Regions from separate parts of the Mus musculus genome. Here region 2 is linked to region 1. A link is a loop called in an ENCODE intact Hi-C map of the cell type or tissue named here. Cell type or tissue: gastrocnemius. All regions are shown on one strand.

The links. A loop is a pair of places that touch in the nucleus more often than their neighbours do. Peaks named below come from ENCODE experiments on the same cell type or tissue, not always from the same donor. Only the 100,000 strongest peaks of a DNase experiment are listed, where the experiment ranks them.
Region 2: a loop joins it to region 1, with 4 times the contacts of the local background. A loop is called at or near these places in 1 of 42 quality-filtered maps.

The regions. Positions count from the first base shown.
Region 1 is chr12:3,790,941-3,793,440 of GRCm38, forward strand. No RefSeq gene overlaps it. Among named protein-coding and RNA genes, the nearest start is that of Dnmt3a, 15 kb to the right of the region's middle. In gastrocnemius, a CTCF peak has its summit at 1,075 (motif pointing left); DNase peaks (open chromatin) are centred at 1,037 and 1,497; H3K4me3 peaks cover 1,215 bases; H3K27ac peaks cover 1,253 bases.
Region 2 is chr12:3,536,576-3,539,075 of GRCm38, forward strand. No RefSeq gene overlaps it. Among named protein-coding and RNA genes, the nearest start is that of Dtnb, 35 kb to the right of the region's middle. In gastrocnemius, no CTCF peak of the experiment used is centred here; a DNase peak (open chromatin) is centred at 1,122.

The sequences.
Region 1 (2,500 bases):
ACAGAGGCAAGCAGATTTCTGAGTTCGAGGCCAGTCTGATATCTAGAGTTGAGTTCCAGAACAGCCAGGGCTATACAGAGAAACCCTGTCTAGAAAAAAAACAAAAACAAAAACAAAACAACAACAACAAAAAGAAAAAAGAAAATATCCCGGAACTTATACCTTTCCCCAGCTTCCCAGAGCACCCCGAGGCTCTCTCCTCTGTATGTGCCTCTGACCTATCCATTCCCAATCCAGACCCCTGGATCACCTTCATCTAACCTCAGCCCATCTACACTGGCCCAGGTCTAACCTAGGCGCAGTGCTCCAGAGCAGTGGAACCCCACACTTCCCAGACACCAGTCACATCCCCTTCCTCCCCAGTTCTGTCTCATGTGGAACAGGGCTGGCAGGGCCAGATCTGCACCAATCAACATACTGCAGCCAGTGTCCATCGCATTGTCAGAATGTGGACGCTAACCATCACCTGTGGAAAAGCACCCATGAAAACACCTTCCCTGGCTCACACACTGGGCAGAGGCTGAGAGAAAGACGGAAAGGGGAACGCCTGGGACTCACCCCCAAACCTCAGTTGTCTTATAAAAACGTCGACAGCCAGGCATGATGGCTTCCACCTGTCATCTCAGCACTGAGAAAACTGAGGCAGAAGGATTGCCTGTCTCCAAAATAAATGAGTACAAATAAATATTACACGAAAATAAACAAACAGTGCATCTCTTTTAAATAGGTCCCACCAGGGATTTTTCTCGTCTGTTGGTTCGTGAGGTTTTCATAAACGTACGACAAATGGGAAACTTGGCTATTTATAGTCTTAACAAATTGCCATTATTTAAAAAAAAAAAAAAAAAAAAAAAAGGATTGTCCCCGAGGAGTAAGCACACCACAAACGTTCTCTTCATTAGGAGTAAGCCAGCTCCTCCTTATGACCGCGTCCCCTACCACAGGTCCTCTGGGCTTGTCCCTTCATAGTCCGAGCCCAGCCAATTAGGAGCCAATTTTTTGATGTCCCGCCTCCTCCGCGACAGGCAAATGTATGCTCCGCCCCTCCACCAGCGCCACCTGGAGGTTGAGGAGCGAATGTGCGGCGTCTGCGCAGAGAGTACAGGGCCCAAGTGAATCCGTGCGAGTCCGATGCGTGGCTTGCTGCGGGATTTTTTCGGGCGGAGCCTCCAGGAGCTGTCACCAGCGCCTTCAAGCCTCGGTGCTCAGCTAGTTGTGTTGTAAATTATATCCTCTATCCCCTCGAGGTTTTTTGTTTTGTTTTGTGCCTCCCCTCCCCCAAGGATTTGCTAAAGGAAAATTGGCTCAGAAAAGTGACCAGAAAGCCTTATTTTCCAGAAAGCCTTATTTTTTTTTTTCTTGGCCATTTATTCACTGTCTAAAATAGGCTGGCCTCTAACTTGCAGCGTTCATCATGTCGGTGGGAGTGATGGAGCATTTAAAATGGCTCCTGAAGCCAGGTGTGGGGACACATGCATGCAGTCCCAACATTTGCTTCTCATGATGGACGAGGCTTGGAGTCGAGAGGGGTGGTAGCCTTTTCCCTGGTGGGACGGCCAAGACATCGCCAGCTCCTCCCCTAGAGAGACTGACTGGAGACCCTCGAACTACATCAAGCACAGAACTGACACAGCCAGGGTTCACTCTGCCCCCGATTCTTTTTTTTTTTTTTTAAGATTTATTTATTTATTTAATGTAAGTACACTTTAGCTGTCCTCAGACACTCCAGAAGAGGGAGTCAGATCTCATTACCGATGGTTGTGAGCCACCATGTGGTTGCTGGGATTTGAACTCCTGACCTTCGGAAGAGCAGTCGGGTGCTCTTACCCACTGAGCCATCTCACCAGCCCCGGATTCTTAACCTAAATGGAGAAATGAATGTTTCCTTTGAATAACTCAGTGACCCTCAGGAGAATAACCTCCACCCCAGCTTTCTTTGTCCAGATGTGGTGGGGTGTACCTCCGTAAGGTGGGAGAGTGCCAGAAAAAGTGTCTTTATTGAGTACCTACAAAGAGGGACAAACCCTAAGTTCCTTTTTGGAATAGGTGCCACCCGGGAACCCCAAGAGTTTTAGCTGTGGCATATTGTACATCTGTTTTGCACAAAGGAAAATACTCCTTTAGACTCTTTTCCAATCATGTCTTTCTTGGGGGGGGGGCAGATGGAGAGTGTCATGGAGTAGGAGAGAAAGACAGGGGCATGTTACTTGAGAAGTGGAGGAGGGCTTGGCTCACCAGGGTTTAGGGAAGAACTCCAGGGCCAGGCTTCTCTCTCCCTGTAGGTGTGGCATTGGCTTAGGAAACTCCAGGGAGACCTGCCTAGCCAAGGGGAGAAGCCATAGAGCACATAGTCCCTGCTTAGGGGCAACCTTAATTATGTCAACCACAGCTCCAAGATTCCCACAGGGTAGGAGCTCAGTAGATGGTGGTAAACCATTCCCTAAGGCTACTGGGAATAGTTCTAGGGTCCACAGCAGCCTCTCCCCTTGAGTACCCAAGT
Region 2 (2,500 bases), 250 kb before region 1:
TCTTCATACAGAGAGAGAGAGAGAGAGAGAGAGAGAGAGAGAGAAAGCATCAGATCCCATTACAGATGGTTGTGAGCCACCATGTGGTTGCTGGGATTTGAACTCAGGACCTCTGGAAGAGCAGTCAGTGCTCTTAACTGCTGAGCCATGTCTCCAGCTCCCTTTTATCTCCTTTTTAAAAATCCTCCTCCTCCTTCTCCTCCTCTTCCTCCTCCCCCTTCCTTCCCTTCCTCTTCTCCTCTTCCTTCTCTTCCTCTTCTTTATAAACAGGGTGTTATGCTAGCACTCTGTAGTTCAGGCTGTCCTTGAAGTCCCTATTTATAGCCTAGGCCAGCTTTGGACTTGTGTGTGATTCTCCTGTTTTAACTTCCCAAATTCTGAGAATGCATATGAGAACCACCATGCCAGTATCAGCTCTAGGAAAGTTGGGAGGGAGCCATATTTATCTAGATCCAAACAATGCAACAGGTACCAGACAATTAGCAGGAATTATCCTGGAATTATCACTGCAGTTCTGAACACTTTTGCTAGCTGCAGGGCTCATACTTGTCCCTGTAAATATTTAAACATGCCCAGATGTCATTAAGTCAAAAATGAGGCTAGCAAGGGCTTGACTCACATAGTCAGACCCCCAGAAATCCTCTCCCTCTCCCTCTCCCTCTCCCTCTCTCTCTGACACCGGGTTTCTTTATATAACCCTGGCTGCCTAGAACTCATCTGTAGACCAGGTTGGCCTCAAACTCAAGAGACCTGCCTGCCTCTGCCTCCTGAGTTCTGTTACCAAAGATGTATGCCAGCACACTTGGCTCAAATCCTAAATTTTCAGTAATACACAAGACTGACTTGTCATAGTAGGTTTTTATGGTACCGATTTCAGGCATGGTATAAGTGGAAAAACTGAGGCCCTATGATATTCAAGTCACAAAGACGCTAATATATGCATGGTCATTCACAGTTGGAATCATACAGACTTTCACACACGATTCCACAATGGGGCTAGTAGGATCATTCCAGGAATTCTGGTTCCTGGAAGAATTTGAGTAAACAGATCACATTCTCCATGGTGTGGGCTTGGAAGGGGCAGAGGAACAGGACTTGGTGTGGAGCCAACAACCCCTAAGCTATGCCAAGCCAGTGTGGCAGCAGGAACACTGGATGAATAGCAGCAGGCAGGATAGGACTGGCCTGGTCAGAACAGGCAGAGGCAAGCAGTCAGCATTTATCACAGGGCTGAGCAAGATGAGACAGAACTCAAGACCCTGTTAGTGTCTCCACTCCAGCTGCAGACAGGACCATTGAGTGCATTGCTCCTCCGGAGAGTCTGCTATCAGATAATTCGGGGCACCTGGCAGGCTGCCTACCAGTGTTGGGGAGCATGGGTATTAAATTGCATGCCCATTCAAGCATGCAACAGGGAAGGAGGGGGCGAGCCAGTGAAGTCAGCATTCCCTGCACATAGCCTTGAACATTTTATGGGACTCTTTCATTCTTTAAAAAGATGGTATACTTCTGAGCTGGACATGGTGAAATACCTGTACATCTGTGATCCTAGCTACTCTGCATACTAAACAAGGATCACTGAAGCCTCAGAAGGAGAAGGAAGGGAGGAGCAGCTGTGCTTTGGGCAGCTGTGTGCTTCCAATGTGGTTGTTGGTGTGGGATCCATCAGAAGTCTAGACAGTTAGGGAGTCCAAGCATGACTGCTTCTAGAAGAGATGGCTACAGGAGCCTCGGAGAGCAGTGACTCTACTCACCTTTCTCACCTAAGAAAACCTCCCAGGTCAACCCCCAAAATGGAGACTAAAGCAGAGAAAAGTGGCCTGAAACAGAAGGCCAACAAGAGAATTTTGGTGGAGCTGGAGAGATGGCTCAGCAGTTAAGAGCACTGACTGCTCTTCCAGAGGTCTTGAGTTCAATTCCCAGCAACCACATGGTGCCTCACAACCATCTGTAATGGGATCTGATGCCCTCTTCTGGTGTGTCTGAGGACAGTGACGGTGTCTTCACATATATAAAATAAATAAATCTAAAAAAAGAAAGAAAGAGTTTTGGCAACATACCCATTGTGTCCCTGACACATGGAGCTGGCCAGGGGTCTGGAGAGACACTGCCCCTTTATCTACATAGAGCTTTGGGCACACACTGGTCTGTTAGAACACAAATCTACAAACTCATAACCATCACATCAAACCATGCACTTCTTGGGGTGGGGTTATGGCTAAGTAGAGGGAGCATGACTAATATGTAGGGGCTATAGATTCATTCCCAACACCACAAAAGCAATTGCAAATTGCAGCCTCAGTTCTACAAGGAAGATAATTAACATTTTAATTTGTGCATCCTTTCCCTTTCTAATATGAATTCATAGAATACATTACACATAGGTATTTTTTTCTATTATTTCACATTAATCGTATAATTCTGGGTTAAAGATAAAACCCAGTTGATAGAGTGCTTACTGAGCAAGTATCAAAGCCCGGATTTGATTTCTAGAACTACA